Regions from separate parts of the Homo sapiens genome. Here region 1 is linked to region 2. Evidence: chromatin loops called from intact Hi-C (ENCODE). Cell type or tissue: B cell. All regions are shown on one strand. Each heading gives the region's core, and the rest is flanking DNA. Links, peaks and the distances in the headings are about the cores only.

Region 1 (8,000 bases), core at 1-8,000, 1.3 Mb before region 2:
GAGAACCCCAGTGAGATATTACGTAAGATGGCCATCCCCAAGACACAAAATCATCAGATTCTCCAGTCGAAATGAAAGAAAAAATGTTAAAGGCAGCTAGAGAGAAGGGGCAGGTCAGCTACATAGGGAATCCCATCAGGGTAACAGTGGACCTTTCAGCAGAAACCCTACAATCCAGAAGAGATTGGGGCCTATATTGAGCATTCTTAAAGAAAAGAAATTTCAAGCAGGGCATGGTGGCTCACATCTGTAATCCCAGCACTTTGGGAGGCCAAGATGGGTGGATCACCTGAGGTCAGGAGTTGGAGACCAGCCTGACCAACATGGTGAAACCCCATCTCTACTAAAAATGCAAAAATCAGCCAGATGTGGTGGCGCACACCTGTAGTCCCAGCTACTCGGGAGGCTGAGGCAGGAGAATCACTTGAACTCGGGAGGCAAAGGTTGCAGTGAGCTGAGATCGCACCACTGCACTCCAGCCTGGGTGACAGAGAAAGACTCTGTCTCAAAAAAGAAAACAAGAAATTTCAACCAAGAATTTCATATCCAGCCAAATTAAGCTTCATAAGCGAAGGAGAAACAAGATCCTTTCAGGCAAACAAATGCTAAGGGAATTTATTACAACCAGACCTGCCTTACAAGAGGTCCTTAAGGAAGTGCTAACTATGTAAAGGAAAAATTGTTATGGGCCACCATAAAAAGGTTTATTTGGTTCACAATTCTGATATCTGAAAAAGTTCAAGATTGGACAACTACATCTGGTGAGGGCTCCAGGCTGCTTCTACTCCTGGCAGAGTAGAAGTGAAAGGGAGCTGGCGAGCACAAAGATCACATAGCAAGAGAGGAAACAAGAGTGCAGGAGAGGTTCCAGGCTCTTCTTACCAACAAGCTCTCTTGGGAACTAAGACAGCAAGAACTCACTCACCCCTCCCCCAGGGATTCATCTATTCAGGAGGGATCTGCCCCCAGGACCCAAACACCTCCCATTAGGCCCATCACCAACACGAGGGATCAAATTTCAACATCAGTTTTGGGGGAACAAACAACAAATTATAGCAGAAATCAATGGTGAGATGACTGTCCTAATCCAGACAAAATATCATGGCAGTGTCAAAGCTGTCAGAATCAACAACATGGAGTTACTTATGTTAAAATATCCCTGACAATAAGAGCTAGGGAAGACAAAGAATTCGCACACTTAGATTGTTTTTTTTGTTTTTTGTTTTTTGTTTTTTTTGAGACAAGGTTTCACTCTGTCCCCCAGACTGGAGTGCAGTGGCGCCATCTTGGCTCACTGCAACCTCTGCCTCCCGGGTTCAAGTGATTCTCATGCCTTAGCCTCCCGTGTAGCTGGGATTACAGGCATGTGCCACCACACCAGGCTAATTTTTGTATTTTTTAGTACAAATGGGGTTTTGCCATGTTGGCCAGGCTAATCTCAAACTCCTGACCTCAAGTGACCCACCTGCCTCAGCCTCCTAAACTGCTGGGATTACAGGCATGAGCCACCACACCTGGCCTCACACTCAAATTCCTGACAATGAGAAAGATTCTACAAAAAATACAACCTTGCACAAAGACCAGTGCAACCTTACACAAAAAATACTACTGCAAGGACATCTGCCCAGCAACTTCATGTCCAACCTTGGATTGTGTCACCTTTGTTATTAACCTTTGTAGGCAAGAATAATTATTTCAAAACAATTCTGTAATCCTCATTTTTTCCCTTACAAATCTTTGCCTTCCTTTACTTCCCTGAATACATGCAGTTTACTATGGCAATTGTATCCCCATTGCAATGTACGTGCTATTCCCAAACAAACATCTTTTCTTTTGGAGAGCCTCTCTATGGTATTTAGGTTGACAATGGCATGGACCAGGGGAGTAGCAGTGAAGGTGGTAAGAAGTGATTGGAAACTGAATCTATTCTTAAAGTAGAACAAACAGAATCTGCTGACAGACTGGACATGGGTTGTATAAAAAGAAGTCAAAAGGTGTTTTGGACCAAGCAATTGGAAGGATAAAGTTGTCATTTACTGAAATTGTAAGGATTACAAGTAGAGCAGGCTTGGGCAGAAAATTGGGAGTTCAGTTTTGAGCACACTGATGTTAAGATGCTTACTAGACATTCATATGATGCTCTAAGATAGGTAACTCGATATGAAAGTCTGGAGTTGAGAGAAACAGTTAAGATTAGAAACAGAAATTTAGGGCCAGGCGCGTGGCTCAAGCCTGTAATCCTAACACTTTCAGTGGCCGAGGCGGGTGAATCACTTGAGGCTAGGAGTTTGAGACCAGCCTGGCCAACATGCAGAAACCCCGTCTCCACTAAAAATACAAAAATCCCAGCACTTTGGGAGGCCAATGCCACTGCACTCCAGCCTGGGTGACAGAGTAAGACCCTGTCTCAAAAAAAAAAAAAAAGAAAAAAGAAAAAGAAAAAGAAAAAGTTACAAAAAATATAAGAGAAAAGATCTGAGACACAGAAGACGATCCAAAAGGTAGAACATCCCACAGGAATCCCAGAAAAAAAGAAATGAAAAGGGGAAAAAAAAATTCATCCAAGAAATATTAACAGAACTAATGCACACAAATCGTCAAAATGCATACAAATCGTCAAAACAAAAAAAATTCAAGTATACAGAACAATAGCTGAAAAAGATCCAAATAGTCACCTTCCCATAAAATTTCCAGAAATCAAGGACAAAGAAATGATCCGAAAATCTTCCAGAAACAAAATAATCAAGTCATCTACAAATTCGCTTTCTCATTAGCAATACTAACATGCTGGAAGACAATGAAGCTACGCCTTCTGAGGCAAAAGTTTTTAATAGTCTTCTACACACGACCAAATATGAATCAATCAAATCCAACAGCAGAATGAAGAAATATTGAGATGGGCTGGGCACAGTGGCTCACACCTGTAATCCTAGCCCAATATTGAGATGGGCTGGGCATAGTGGTTCATGCCTGTAATCCTAGACAGAAGGATCTCTTGAGGCCAGGAGTCAAGACCAGCCTGGGCAACATAAGGAGACCCCATCTCTACAAAAAAAATTTTTTTAATTAGCCCAGCATGGTGGCACAAGCCCATATTCCCATCTACCCAGGAGGGTGGGTCAGGAGAATCGCTGGAGCCCAAGAGGTCGAGGCTGCAGTGAACTAAAATCATGCCACTGCACTCCAGCTTGGGTAACAGAGCAAGACCCTATCTCTTTTTTTCTTCTTTCCTTTTTTTTTTTTGTTTGAGACAGGTTCTCACTCTGCTGCCCAGGCTGGAGTGCAGTGGTGCAATCTAGGCTCACTGCAACCTCCACCTCCCAGATTCAAGCAATTCTTCTGCCTCAGCTTCCCAAGTAGCTGGAATTACAGACGTGCACCACCACGCCCAGCTAATTTTTTGTATTTTTAGTAGAAATGGGGTTTTGCTTTGTTGCCGAGGCTGGTCTCGAACTCCTGGCCTCAAGTGGTCTGCCCACCTCGGCCTCCCAAAGTGCTGAGATTACAGGCATGAGCCACCACGCCAGGCCAAGACCTTGTCTCTTAAAAAATAAAAATAAAGGCTGGGCGCGGTGGCTCACGCCTGTAATCCCAACACTTTGGGAGGCCAAGGTGGGCAGATCATGAGGTCAGGAGTTCGAGAACAGTCTGACCACCGTGGTGAAACCCCATCTCTACTAAAAATACAAAAACTAGCTGGGCATAGTGGTGGGCGCCTATAGTCCCTGCTACTCAGGAGGCTGAGGCAGAAGAATCGCTTGAACCCGGGAAGCAGAGGTTGCAGTGAGCCGAGATCGCGCCACTGCACTCCAGCCTGGCGACACAGCGAGGCTCCATCTCAAAAAAATAAATAAATAAAAAATAAATAAATAAAATAAAATAAATAAAAATAAATTCAGATGGCGCAGCTTTAAGATGGAAGATGGCTATCTACCCCAAAATCAACTATGATATGGACAGCAACATTAAGCCACTGAGACTTGAGGGCTGTTTGTATAAACTAATTAATATAAAGAGCCAATAACTTTTGTGTAATGTTGATAAATCTCGAAACACAGCATAAGCATCAGAGGAACTAAAAATAGAAATAGTTAAAAGGTTTCTGGAGAGTACATTTCATTATGAACTTTCTGTACACCTGGATTTGTTACCATCTGCAAGTATTCGTTTGATCTTTTTGATCATTTTTTTTAAAAAGGTAAAAACATGCATAAAGAGGCTCTGAAAAAGGTTTTTTATAAGTAACATTAAAAGGACTTTGCTTTGGCTGCTCAGACACCTTTTTGCTTTTTTTCAGGTTTCCCACCTCCACTGCTTAAGGTTTAACTTAACAACTGACCTTCGACTGTAAAATGAAGCAAAGTATCTGCACTCAAGTAGTGAAAACCTAAGAAGTACTATTCTGCGCAACTTCCACAAGAGGGCAGTAGAACCCTCTGAAGTAGTCCACAAAAGTAACAGACCTTGATTTTTCCTCTAATTTATTTTCATGCTAGCCTTCCTTAAAATCTTTTCCTAGAAAGCACTAACTAGCTGTGACCTGGCTAGGCCTCGTGGCTCATGCCTATCATCTCAGCACTTTGAGGGCCAAGGTGGGTGAATATCTTGAAGCCAGGAATTCAAGACCAGCCTGGACAAGATTGCAAGATCTTGTCTCTACAAAAAAATTAAATAAATTTTTTGGCTGGGAGCGGTGCCTCACGCCTGTAATCCCAGCACTTTAGGAGGCTGAGGCGGGTGGCTCATCTGAGGTCAGGAGTTTGAGAGCAGTGTGACCAATATGGTGAAACCTCGTCTCTACTAAAAATACAAAAATTAACTAGATGTGATGGCAGGCACCTGTAATCCCAGCTACTAGGGAGGCTGAGGCAGGAGAATTGCTCGAACCCAGGAGGCAGAGGTTGTGGTGAGCCGAGATCACACCACTGCACTCCAGGCTGGGGGACAGAGTGAGATACCATCTCAAAAATAAAATAAATTTTTTTAAAATAGCTGTGACCTTGTAACACAGAAACAGGTAGCATCTAGATATAATTAGAGAATGGGACTGGGCACGGTGGCTCACGACTGTAATCCCAACACTTTAGGAGGCCGAGGCGGGCAGATTGCTTGAGCCCAAGAGTTTAAGACCAGCCTGGGCAACATGGCAAAACCCCATCTCTACAAAAAGTACAAAAATTAGCTGGGTATGGTGGCATGCACCTATAGTCCCAGATACTCAGGAGGCTGAGGTGGGAGGATGCCTTGAGCCCGAGAGGCAGAGGTTGCAGTGAGCGAAGATGGCACAACTGCACTCCAGCCTGGGCAACAGAGAGAGACCCTGTCTTTAAAAAAAGAAAAAAAAAAGCAAAAAGGAGAAATCAAAGTACATGCCAGATAATATCACTAAATCCTCACAGTGACCCTGAGATAACCATACTATTACCATCTGCAATTTACCATTTCACAGATAAGCAACTGAAGCTTAGATGGCACTACAGCCAGACACTGTTCCCCCGCAAAAAAGAGAGAGAATGGGAAGCATCTTTCAACTAGATATCAGCTGTATTTACTTTAGTGTCTACCTTTAACACTTTTAGCACTATTAGAAATCAAAACAAGTTTCATTACATAGATGTGTGACGTGAGGCCAGGTGCAGTGGCTCACGCCTGTAATCCCAGCACTTTGGGAGGCCGAGGCAAGCGGATCACCTGAGCCCAGGAGTTTGAGAGCAGCCTAGCCAACATGGCAAAACACCCATCTCTACTAAAAATACAAAAATTAGCCAGGCATGGTAGCAGGCACCTATAATCCCAGCTACTCGGGAGGCTGAGGCAGGAGAATCGCTTGAGGTGGAGGTGGAGGTTGCAGTGAGCCGAGATCGTGCCACTGCACTCCAGCCTGGGTGACAGAGTGAGACTCTGTCTCAAAAAACAAAATAAAAAATAAACATAGATGTGTGATGTGAAAGTCAGGCCCATATTGGAACTATTAGTGCCATCCTTTTTTCCCTATTCCCTACTTCCATACCCATGGGCATCGATAATGGACTCACAACTTTCTCTAGCCTGCTGAGGCAGAAGCAAACTTCAGAACAAAGGCCCCCTCAAGACACTGACCATCAGACACCACCAATCAGCTCTAACTGGGCACAGGAGATGAAACCTGCCTACCGTCACAGAATGGAAAAATATTTGAGGGGAAAAGGCTGGGAGAAAGAATAAAGAAGGTTAGATGACCAATTCAGTTCACTGCTAAAGGACAGTTCACTGCTAAAGTTCACTGCTAAAGGGATTTTCTTAAAATGTCAGGAAACCAAAGGAAAAGCATCATATAAATTTCTTACCTTCGCTGTTCCAGTCTGAGAACCATAAAAAATCTTCACTCCAGACACAAAGATGTCTTTCTCTTGAAGGGAGACATAACCATTTGTCATCAAATCCTGAGCTGCTTTTGGAACAGATTTTTCCTGTAAGTTCTTGCCCTTGAAGACAAATAATTACACAAAATCCATCAAGTCTAAATCGTTTCCCAACTTCAGCAGGGATGAAAATTAGCACAGATACTGACACATTTTATTTTTCTCTTAATCTGACACACTGTATTTTTCTCTTAATCTTTCTGGTTGTATTCCTCAAATATTAGCCCCTTGGTATAATAAGGTCCTTTAATAGGCAGGACCCACATTTTTAAGGCTCATGATTTCCTTTCCCTCCAAGAAAAAACTTTACATACTTTTATCCTATAAGGTATTTTAGTAGAATAATAGTAGGAACTTATTTTCTGATCCTTAATTAATGGAAAGAGAGGACTACTGACCCTTAAAGGTATAAAACAAATTTGTTTTTCATATAAAAGGTTCACTTTTCATTACAAAAATCTTCCTGTATCTTAAAAATGAGACACACCTATCAAAGAAAAAGTAAAGAACTTAATCCAAGATAACTTAGTCTCCAAAAACTTAGAGAAGAAATTTATTTTAGGCATTTCATTAAAATGTCTAAAGACCAAACACAAAAGTAATTAAAGGTTCCTTTTAGTATTTAAATCCTCTATAAAATCTGATGCCTAAATACTCCATTAAAAAAAAAATAACTCCACTTACCTGCGTCTTGATGACAATCTGGACACAAATCCAAAGGCTAATGCTAACAGCAAAGCCCAAATAAATGTAAAACCTGTTTATCCATAATGATATTAAAGGTGAGAAGAGGTCCCATGTATCCGCAGAAGGATCTAAATTTAAAATGACACACACAATTTCATTTAAAGCTACATATACAAAGATATCCATCCCAATTTTAAGAAGAAAATAAAACCAACCTTACATTCAACAACCCAGCTAAGAAATCTAATTTAAAAATCAACTGTTGGCCGGGCACGATGGCTCATGCCTGTAATTCCAGCACTTTGGGTGGCTGAGGCGGGCAGATCACCTGAGGTCAGGAGTTCGAGACCAGCCTGGCCAACATGGTGAAACCCCGCCTCTACTAAAAATACAAAAATTAGCCGGGCGTGGTGGCGCGCACCTGTAATCCCAGCTACTCGGGGGGCTGAGGCAGGAGAACTGTTTGAACCTGGGAGGGAGAAGTTGCAGTGAGCCAAGATTGCGCCACCGCACTCCAGCCTGGGCGACAGAGCAAGGCTCCATCTCGGGGGCGGGGGGGTGGGGAACAACTGTAATAAAAATAACACACTATGTAGTAACGTAATAAAATTATCACACTGTTAACACTAACTCAAAGAAAAAACAGAATATAAAATTGTATCTTCACTTCGAAATGAGCATTTAGAAGCAAGAGAAGGAACACAAAGTAAAAATACTTCATGTGAAATTAATTTTGTTTTGTTGTGCTTGCTCCATAAAAAAAGCTTAAGTAGTAAAAGCACTCTTTTTACTAACTGTACTTTCAAAGGCTCACGGTTAAACTTGTAAAAGATTCTCAAGTAACTGACCTTACACCTCATTTTTTTTTTTTTAAGAGAGATATGCAGGGACCTGGCTTCAAACGTTCAACCT
Region 2 (11,064 bases), core at 1,156-9,155:
CTCTACACTGATTTGTATTTTTCTATAAGCAGATAGAATACATTATATATGAACAGCTGTTACATTTCTGAAATCTCAATCTGTAATTCTCAAACATTAACATTCCTTAACATTAACATTCCTCCTGGTGTTTCATTAAAAATACTGATAACTGGAAGCTTTCTAATAACAAAATCTCCACTTTATAAACCTTTTAATGAAAGCTCCAATTTTACTTTTAAAACCCGGTTAGGTATACTATTATTTGAATTTCCTCATTTTACTTTTTAGAGACACAGATTAGGTATCACTGCCACAAAAATGAACCTACATAGCACCTTGTGATTGAAATTGGTAATTATATTCATGTTTCTACTATCAGAGATTTTCTACATAGGTGTACCATACCAGACACAGACAAAATTTAATACATACCTCTGTTAAGACATCTGCAAGTTCAGCATGAACTTTAGTACAAAGAGATGCCCTGGCCACATCTTTAAGTGTTTCCTTGTCCATCTCTCTGCTTACTTTGACTTCTTCCAAAAAATGAAGGGCTTTTCCTTCACAGCTTCAAATCCTTCAGTGATTATTCTGGGATGAAGGCCCTACAATAAACACACAATAACACTTGCATCTTCAATTAGGTGCAACTATAGTTCATGATAAAGTTCAGACAATTCTTGGAGGGATACTCTGATCATCCTATCTTTGAACACGAGGTAATATAATGTGCTGGCTTTCTGAATACATTTAAAAGGATAAATATTCCTTTTAATGCAGAGGAGAAGAGCAGGCAATGCTCTAGCACAGGGTCAAAGCCAAGGGAACTATAAAGCACACTTGGGTGTTCACTGTGCAAACCACTCCGAATCATGTCAAAACCGACACTGTGTCCCAACAACTCACAGATGGTAGCATTATTCTATCTTTTCTATAGGTAATCTCAAACTAATTCCATCATTTACTAATAAAAATAAATAAAGACTATCTGCTCTCTTTTACCCGAAAATTCTGACAATAGATTCGTAGTCACTGAGGTTTGTTTTAAACCTTGGAACTAGTCAGGGCTAAAAAAGTGGAATTTATCTAAATGTAAGCTTTTGGTTGTCTCTTTCCTAACAAATAAATATGCCTAGTCCTAAACATCCCATTTTAAAATCTCAATTATTAATCTAAAGACAGATACAAATCACATAGGCAATTCAACTTGATTACAAAATTATTTTCAGGCCAAAAAAGGTTCCATAACCTGTCCAAGCTCACAACAAATTTGTTTTAGACCAAGACAAAGACCCAGATTTAAGCCCCCTAATCCTACTGTATGGCCTCCGCTAGTATTAACACATCAATTTGTATAAATAAGTATCTGACACGTCCTATATACAATAATATATTACAGAAACAAGAGTTGTGTGCCGGGCGCGGTGGCTCACGCCTTTAATCCTAGCACTTTGGGAGGCCAAGATGGGTGGATCACCTGAGGTCAGGAGTTGGAGACCAGCCTGACCAACGTGGAGAAACCCCGTCTCTGCGACAAATACAAAATTAGCCGGGCGTGGTGGCGCATGCCTGTAATCCTAGCTACTGAGGAGGCTGAGGCTGGGAATTGCTTGAACCCAGGAGACAGACGTTGCAGTGAGCCGAGATGCCATTGCACCCCAGCCTGGGCAACAAGAGTGAAATCCCATCTCAAAAAAACAAAACAAAAAAAAGTTGTGCATACTTCAGAAATGTAGAGATCTGCCTGTTTCAGCAGCTCTCCAATGATTAGGACATTGGAAGTCGTACCATCACCAGTTATATCATCCTGGGCTGTTGCTACCTTTGCTATTAAGGAAGCTGTTGGGTGTTGAATTTGCTGAAAGTAGAAAAAGAACGAATCACTTAAAACAATATGAAACAGTCTAAAAATACCACAAATAAAATGCATGAAGGGCCTCTTTAAGTACTATCTACTTGAAAAAGCTACCCAAGTGTTTGGCTACAAATTACTAAGATTAAAAAGTCACAATTTGCTATCATGCGCATGCAATTATAATGATGGAAACATTTTCATGTGTAATTTATTTCCCAGGTTATCTCTACTTTACAGATGAGGAAGCTTGAGGCTCAGTGAAAGTTTACGCAAGATGACAGCTAACAGTTAACAGTAACGGATAATTTTACATCCTTGCCTCTTTAGGCAAGTGTAGGGCTCTACGAGAATAAGCCAGGTATCTCCTAAAATGAAAGCTCAGCAGCCTCCACTGTTACTCTGCAATGGCCAAGTAATTTAAAAGGAAAGGTCAGGTGCGTTAGCTCATGCCTGTAATCCCAGCACTTTGGGAGGCCACAGCAGATGGATCCCTTGAACTCAGGAATTCGAAACCAGCCTGGGCTACATGGCAAAATCCTATCTCTTAAAAAAAAAAAAAAGCGGAAAAAAATTGTATTTTAAAGGTAAAATGACATGTCTGCAGCTTACCTTCAAATGATTCAGAGGAAAAATAGAAAAGAAATGGAGCAACATGTAAACAATTGGTGAATCTAGGTAAAGGGCACACACAATATAATCATTATTTTCGTAGGTTTGTAATTTTTTCAAAGAAAACTGAAAAACAGACTTCTGGAGATTGGAGAGAAGTTCCAGTGGGAGGGGACTTCTGAGGTGGTAGCAACAATTTATTTCTTAACTACAATAGTGGTTGTGTGTGTCCACTTTATAATTATTTCCTAAATTGTAAATGTTCTACGTGCTTCTCTCTACTTATGCTGTATTTCTCACACACTAAAACCCAAATAAATTTTTTTTTTTTTTTGGTGACAGTCTCACTCTGTCACCTAGGCTGGAGAGTGCAGTGGCACAATCTTGGCTCACTGAAACCTCAGCCTCCCAGGTTCAAGCAATCGATTCTCCTGCCTCAGCCTCTGGAGTAGCTGGGACTACAGGCGTACAGAACCATGCCTGGCTAATTTTTGTATTTTCAGTAGAGACGGAGTTTCACCATGTTGGCCAGGGCTGATCGTGAACTCCTGGCCTCAAGTGATCCACCTACCTCGGCCTTCCAAAGTGCTGAGATTACAAGAATGAGCCACTGCACCCGGCCCCAAAACAATTCTGACGTCAAGTTTAACCGTGGCTCCACTTTTCTGCTAACACGAGCCACCACTGAACCCAGTAAAAACAAAAACACCTCCTAGATTAGCAAGTCTTTATTAAAGATATTTCATCTGGATGTTGATAGCATGGTATACTACTAGCAAAACCCTGATTATTCTGAACTCAAATCAGCAGGAAATCATTTCCCTTTCTTGGATTTGAACTGTTAAGTTTTGGGAATTTAGGGATGAGTAAAACGCATACTCCCTTCAATAATCTCATATTCTCCATCCCTAAGACTTTAAAAATGTTAAAGCAAAGAGATTTCTCTCCCCTCCAGTTGGAGATGGAGATGAGACATAACAGAGAAATTGCTGTTTTAAAAAGAGAAAAACCGGCCAGATGCTGTGGCTCACGCCTGGTAATCCCAGCACTTTGGGAGGCTGACTCAGGCGGATCACCTGAAGTCATGAGTTCAAGACCGGCCTGGCCAACATGGTGAAATACCATCTCTACAAAAAATACAAAAATTAGCTGGGCATGGTGGAGCAAGCCTGTAATCCCAGCTACTTGGGAGGCTGAGACAGGAGAATCACTTGAACCCAGGAGGCGGAGGTTGCAGTGAACCACTGGACTCCAGGCTGGGCGACAGAGTGAGATTCTGTCTTAAAAAAAAAAAAAAAAAAAACCCATAAAGAGAAAAACCATCCTCATGCATTTTGCCCATGTGATTGTGTCAACCACCCTTAATTTTTCAAATTTTATTATAATTAATGTACAATTACAGTCCTTTAGCCCAGACTGTGAATGGCAAAAAAGCAGGGATTCAAAGACAGGGCTGTCAGACTCCAGGCACAGTCAGTACTATTACTGTCACTGTTACATGTCACTTCTGAATGTTCTCCTACCTTGAGAATGGACATTGCAAATCTTTCTACAAAGCAAAAGTTCTACGGAAAATCAAGACATTTCTGACCTAGCAGAGCACCTCTCACCATTTCGTGAAGCAGCGCACTGTGCAGGACCGTGCCCGGCTAATTTTTGTATTTTTAGTAGAGACTGAGTTTCACCATGTTGGCCAGGGCTGATCGTCAACTCCTGTGTCTTTAGTAAGCTTGATGTCTCCAGCGCCAGAAACAAGACTGTTTAAGGGACAGAAATCAATCAAATTGTGACAAAAACGAAATTAAAACGAAAACTAAATTAAAAAGTCCCATTAGAAAATGGGCTTTTCCAGCCGGGTGCGGTGGCTCACGCCTGTAATCCCAGCACTTTGGGAGGCCGAGGCGGGTGGATCTCGAGGTCAGGATATCGAGACCATCCTGGCTAACACGGTGAAACCCCATCTCTACTAAAAATACAAAATAAATAAATAAATAAATAAATAAAGCAAGCTGGGCGTGGTGACGGGCGCCTGTAGTCCCAGCTACTCGTGAGACTGAGGCAGGAGAAAGACATGAACCCGGGAGGCGGAGCTTGCAGTGAGCCGAGATCGCGCCACTGCACTCTAGCCTGGGTGACAGAGCGAGACTCTGTCTCAAAAAAAAAAACAACAAAAAACCAAAACAAACAACAAAAAAGGACTTTTCCCAGATCTCAGGGAGCCAGGGATATGGAGCTAGTTATCAACGAAAACTAAATTAAAAAGTCCCATTAGAAAACGGGCTTTTCCCCGATCTTAGGGAGCCGAGAATATGGAGCTAGTTATCTCCCGCAGGCTGGAGGACAAGTGTAGTGCCCACCCCGTCCCCGCAGAGATTGTGCAGAGTCCTCAGGGTGTCTGGAAGCCCAAGAAGGCGGGGAACGCCGCACACTAGAGCCGCTTTTTTCTCCATGGAGACGGCATCGACGCAGGAAGAAATGGACGCAACGGTGGGGCTTAGCAGGGAACAGGACCGGCCCGGGAGGACGCGAGGAAGGGTGGCTGCGGAGCCCCGAGGCAGCGGGCTCCCATCTGCGGTCTTGGGCCCGCCAGGTGCGCAGCGGCGCGCGGTGCCCACCCAGCCCTCCCGCCAGCCCCACCTTACATCTTTATGGTCCCTTTGGGCCCCAGGTTGGTCCTCAGCACGTCCTGCAGACCCCGCGCCCCGCTAATGTTGAACGCCAGCGCCGCCTGCGCTCCGGCCACCTTGGCCTTGGGGTTCAGGGTCTTCGCCGCCGCCATAACTGCTCCAGAGGAAGAAAAGAAAGCGACGCGGCACGCGGAGAGCCCAGAGCAGGCGCGCCGTGGCCGGGATGCACTATCCGGATCTTCCGGAAAAGTCGGCGCGCCCAGCCCGCCCCTAGCGTGCCCGCGCCGCCGCTATTGGGCCACGGGCTGTCCGGCCCCCGCTCATTGGTCCGCGGCTGCACGGTGCCTGCAGTCCCACCCCTCGCCCAGCGGCCGCGACGCTATGGCGCACTGGAGTACCCTGTTCCTGGCAGTAAGTGCTTCTGGGTTCTGGCGTTGCTGCTCAGTGGGGCCCAAGTTTGCGGACCCGGGATCTCAGGATGCAGGCAGGGCTTATGCCCCGCGCCGGACAGGGCGTAGGGTGGGCCTCCTCCTGCCCCTACTCGCGCGGTTTGCTCCTCAGTCTCCTTCCCTTGCTGCTTTCACGACTTTCATTGGAGCTTTCTGGACCCTGTGCTTGACGGTGCTGTAGGTGCCGTGGGGACACACAGGCTAGTCTGATAAGCACCCTCCGCCGGAATCATGCGGTGCTGTAAGGACTAACGAAGATGAAGATAGAATGCAAGGTAGAAAGTGCTGGATGCCTTTAGAAAGCTGCAGGACTGGTGCGATGGGAGTTGAGTCATAACCTGTCCGTCATTAGGACTCAGGATGCTGCTGAGGCCCTAGGCTTCTATGGTAGATTTGAAAACTCACCCTTGTAGAGTGATGGTGTCCAGCCTTTGAGAGGACTCCCTTTTAAGGTAAATTTCCAAAGAGCTCCACAATTGTTTACAGTATCCGGTGCCCGCCAAATTCCAGGGATTCAGTTACACGTGATATTTTACTTCATTTTTTCTTTTTATAGACACACGGCCTCACCATGTTGCCCAGGGTGGTCTCAAATTCCTGAGCTCAAGTGATACTGCTGAGCTCAAGTGATCCTCCCGTCTCGGCCTCCCAAAGTGCTGGGATTACAGGCATGAGCCACCGTGCCCGGCCAGTATTTTATTTTTAATAGATAACGGAAATTGTTCTGAATTCAAAAGGCACCAAAGGGCATGTGGTGGAAATTAAATCTTCCTCCCGCCACTAGTTCAACACTAGAGACAAGCACAGTTACCCCGGATACTCGATGAATTTTCGGAATGCTTTCTGAATTTATAAACTTATATGTAAATATAATCATTTCCCCACACAAATGGCAATTCCTAATACACACTGTAGGGTGTGTTATACTTTAAATGTCTTGGAGAGTGTGCCATATCAAGACTAATGGGAAGTCCTCATTAACAGCTGCGTGATGTTCTTCGTAAGAATTACACAACTAGGAGCCGGGGCACGGTGGCTCACGACTGTAATCCCGACACTTTGGGAGGCCGAGGCAGGTGGATCACTTGTGCCTAGGAGTTCAAGACCAGCCTGGGCAATGTAGTGAGACCCCATCTATACAGAAAGTACAAAAATTAGCCGGGCGTGGTGGTGCATGCCCATGGTCCCAGCTACTCGAGAGGCTGAGGTGGGAGGATCGCCAGAATCTAGGAGGCGGAGGTTGCAGTCAGCTATGTCAGCTATGATATTGCCACTGCACTGCAGCCTGTCTCAAAAAGAATGATACAACTAACCAGTCACCTACTGACTGATGTTTAAGTTGTTCCCAATCTGCTATTCAGGCTGCAGTGAATATCGGTATATGATGCTTTTAGGAGGATTTGTGTATTTGAGAATCACAAAAACATCTATATATGTGACTAGAAGCACTGCACAATAGAAGACTAGTTATTAGTTCCATAGGCATTACATGGTGTGCATGCAGATTTATTATAACTGCTGTTAAAAATGTTATGAGGAGACCAGTCGTGGTGGCCCACACTTGTAATCCCAGCACTTGGGGAGGCCAAGGCCGGCGGATCACTTGAGGTCAGGAGGTCAAGATCATCCTGGCCAACATGGTGAAACCCTGTCTCTGTAAAAATACAAACATTAGCAAGACCAACAAGGTGAAACACTGTCTCTGTAAAAATACAAAAATTAGCCTGGCATGGTGGTGTGCATCTGTGATCCAAGCTACTCGGAGGCTGAGGCATGAGAATTGCATGAACTTGGGAAGGAGAGGTTGCAGTGAGCCAAGATCATGCCACTGCACTCTAGCCTGGGTGACAGAGCTAGACTGTGTCTCAAAAAAAAAAAAAAAAAGGCCGGGCCCAGTGGCTCACATCTGTAATCCCAGCACTTTGCGAGGCTGAGGCAGGCAGATGATTTGATTTGAGGTCAGGAGTTCAAGACCAGCCTGGCCAACATGGTGAAACCTCGTCTCTACCAAAAATATAAAAAGTTAGCTGGGTGTGGTGGCGCACGCCTGTAATCCCAGCTACTTGGGAGGCTGAGGCAGGAGAATCGTTTGAATTCTGGAGACAGAGGTTGCAGTGAGCCAAGATCATGTTTCTGCACTCCAGCCTGGGTGACAGAGCGAGACTCTTTCTCAAAAAAAAAAAAAAAAAAAAAAAAAAAAAAAAAAAAGCTGGGCATGGTGGTTCACACCTATAATCCCAGCACTTTGGGAGGCTGAGGTGGGTGGGTCACCTGAGGTCAGGAGTTCCAGACCAGCCTGGCCAACGTGGTGAAACCTGTCTCTACTGAAAATACAAAAATTAGCCAGGCATGGTGGCGGCCACCTGTAATCCCAGCTACTCAGGAGGCTGAGGCAGGAGAATCACTTGAGCCCGGGAGTTGGAGGTTGCAGTGAGCCAAGATCACGCCATTGCACTCCAGCCTGGGCGACAAGAGCGAGACTTGTTGCCAAGGTGACATAATGGAAGTATATTAAATACATAAATAGGAGTTATTGATAGGGGGAAAAACATTTTAAATAACATGTATAAGAAGTTCTCACTTTTGAAACATTCCCTATGGGTCTATACTGGGAGGGGAACATCACACACTGGGGCCTGTCAGGGGGTGGGGATCAAGGGGAGGGAGAGCATTAGGACAAATACCTAATGCAAGCGGGGTTTAAAACCTAGAGGATGGGTTGATGGGTGCAGCAAATCACCATGGCATGTGTATACCTATGTAACAAAACTGCATATTCTGCACATGTATCTCTGAACTTAAAGCAAAAAAAAAAAAAAAAAAAGCCTGGTGTGGTGGCGCACACCTGTAATCCCAGCTACTTAGGTGGCTGAGGCAGAATTGCTTGAACCCGGTAGGCAGAGGTTGCAGTGAGCCAAAATCGCAGCACTGCACTCCTAGCCTGGGCGACAGAGTGAGACCCTGTCTCAAAATTAAAAATAAAAAGAATTTGTAAAAAACAGTAAGAAGAATTGCCATACTCTACACACAGATCCCCCAAATGTAAACATCATATTTAACCCCAGAATAAGAAATTAACATTGACGCATGATCCAATCTATAGATGGCTTTCAAATTTTGCTAATTATATCATGATCTATCTCTGGCCCAGGAGTCTATTTATCCAGAATTACGCTTCGCATTTAGTTGTCATGTCCTTCAGTCTGAAACAGTTCTGCAGTTTTTCAGTCTTTAATGATCTTGGCATTGCTTTTAGTACTGGCCAGTTATTTTACAGAATGTCCCTTACTTTAGGGTTATTTGATATTTCCTTATTTTTTTTTTTTTTTTTTTTTTTTTGTTGAGACAGAGTCTTGCTCCGTCGCGCAACCTGGAGTGCAGTGGCACGATCTCGGCTCACTGCAAGCTCCACCTCCTCGGTTCATGCCATTCTCCTGCCTCAGCCTCCTGAGTAGCTGGGACTACAGGCGCCCGCCACCACGCCCAGCTAATTTTTTTGTATTTTTTTTAGTAGAGACAGGGTTTCACCATGTTAGCCAGGATGGTCTGGATCTCCTGACCTCGTGATCTGCCCGCCTTGGCCTCCCAAAGTGCTGGGATTACAGGCTTGAGCCACCGTGCCTGGCCTCCTTATGATTTTTTAAAAAATTTTTTTGAGACAGAGTCTCGCCCTTTTGCCCAGGCTGGAGTGCAGTTGTGCGATCTCCGCTCACTGCAGCCTCCACCTCCCGGGTTCACGTGATTCTCCTGCCTCAGCCTCCAGAGTACCTGGGATTACAGGCACCTGCCACCATTCCTGGCTAATTTTTGTATTTTTAGTAGAGATGGGGTTTCACTATGTTGGCCAGACTGGTCTGGAACTACTGACCTCAGGTGATCCGCCTGCCTTGGCCTCCCAAAGTGCTGGGATTACAGGCATGAGCCGCTGCGCCTGGCCTCATGTTTCCTTATGTTTAAATGCAGGTTACGGCCGGTCACGGTGGCTCACGCCTGTAATCCCAGGACTTTGGGAAGGCCAAGGCAGGCGGATCACATGATCAAGAGATCGAGACCATCCTGGCAAACATGGTGAAACCCCATCTCTACTAAAAATAGAAAAAATTAGCTGGGCCTGATGGCACGTGCCTGTAATCCCAGCTACTCAGGAGGCTGAGGCAGAAGAATCACTTGAACCCAAGAGGTGGAGGTTGCAGTGAGCAAAGATCGCACCACTGCACTCCAGCCTGGGCAACAGACTGAGATTCTGTCTCAAAAAAAAAAAAAAATGCAGGTTATTCATATTTGGCAAGAACGCCAGAGAAATTATGTGTCATTTCAAGGCATCGTAGGAAGAGTCACATGATGTCAGCAGTTTTTCCCATTCCTGGTGATGTTAACTTTGTTCACTTGGTTAATGTTTGCTAGATTGCTCTACTATAAAGTTGTTATTTTTTCTTTGTATTTAATAAGCATCTTGTGGGAAAATATGTGACTGTTCTGTTTTTCATCATAACAGTGCCTACTAATTTAAGCATCCATCGATGATTTTTTTTTTTTTTTTTGAGGCAGCGTCTCACTCTGTTGCCCAGGCTGGAGTGCAGTAGTGCAATCACACAGCTTACTGCAGCCTCAACCTCCTGGGCTCAGCCTCCTATCTCAGCCTCCTGAGTAGCTGAGACTACAGGCTTGCATCACTATGCCTGGCTAATTTAAAACGTGTGTGTGTGTGTGTGTGTGTGTGTGTGTGTGTGTGTGTGTGTGTGTGTAGAGATGTCATGCTTTGTTGCCTGGGTGAGTTTCAAACTCCTGGGCTCAAGCAGTCCTCCTGCCTCAGCCTCCCAAATTGCTGGGGTTACAGGCTTGAGCCACTGTACCCAGCCCATCAATAATTTTTGCCTGAAACAATTTTTATTGCGATCTTTGTGTTGAGAGTCCTCCATGGATCTGTTGTGTGCTTACATGTCTTGCTGGGTGTGCCAAGAATGCAAGGCCCAAGAATGCTCTTTATTTGGGCCTTTTCTCAGGGTTGTTTACACAGCTGGTAATCTTCAGAGACAAGTTAATGTTTCCTCTTGGACAAAGAGCAGGCTTGCCCACTGCTTGGTATAAAAACAATAGATTTCAGCCAGGCGTAGTGGCTCATGTCTATAATCCCAGCACTTTGATTTTTTTTTTTTTTTTGAGATGGAATTTCGCTCTTATTGCCCAGGCTGGAGTGCAATGGTGCGATCTTGGCACACTGCAACCTCCGCCTCCTGGGTTCAAGTGATTCTCCTGCCTCAGCCTCCTGAGTAGTTGGGATTACAGGCATGCAGCACCACACCCGGCTAATTTTGTATTTTTTAGTAGAGACGGGGTTTCTCCATATTGGTCAGGCTGGTCTCAATCTCCCGACCTCAGGTGATCCGCCCGCCTCAGCCTCTCAAAGTGCTGAGATTACAGGCATGAGCCTTGATTTTTTTTTCTCTTTTCTTTTTTTGAGATGGATTCTCACTCTGTTACCCGGGCTGGAGTGCAGTGGTGCGATCTCGGCTCACTGTAACCTCCGCCTTCTAGGTTCAAG

Evidence for each region. Hi-C counts contacts between places; a loop is a spot of excess contacts. Peaks named below come from ENCODE experiments on the same cell type or tissue, not always from the same donor. Only the 100,000 strongest peaks of a DNase experiment are listed, where the experiment ranks them.
Region 1: it touches region 2 in a loop (9-fold over the local background); 4 of 110 quality-filtered maps call a loop at or near these places.

What each region holds. Positions count from the first base shown.
Region 1 is chr7:66,997,281-67,005,280 of GRCh38, reverse strand. TYW1 (tRNA-yW synthesizing protein 1 homolog) reads right to left here. Exons shown (of 16, transcript NM_018264.4): 2 at 7,086-7,216; 3 at 6,327-6,464. Among named protein-coding and RNA genes, the nearest start is that of TYW1, 4.4 kb to the right of the region's middle. In B cell, for the core only: CTCF peaks have their summits at 4,254 and 4,474; a DNase peak (open chromatin) is centred at 4,482; H3K4me3 peaks cover 328 bases; H3K27ac peaks cover 187 bases.
Region 2 is chr7:65,745,303-65,756,366 of GRCh38, reverse strand. The region is part of intron 2 of LINC03006 (long intergenic non-protein coding RNA 3006); the gene reads left to right. SNORA22 (small nucleolar RNA, H/ACA box 22) reads right to left here and starts at 841; the gene lies at 708-841. It also overlaps the pseudogene CCT6P1. RefSeq lists enhancers at 5,051-5,120, 5,481-5,750, 5,781-5,890 and a silencer at 5,241-5,460. In B cell, for the core only: no CTCF peak of the experiment used is centred there; a DNase peak (open chromatin) is centred at 5,366; H3K4me3 peaks cover 2,090 bases; H3K27ac peaks cover 1,369 bases.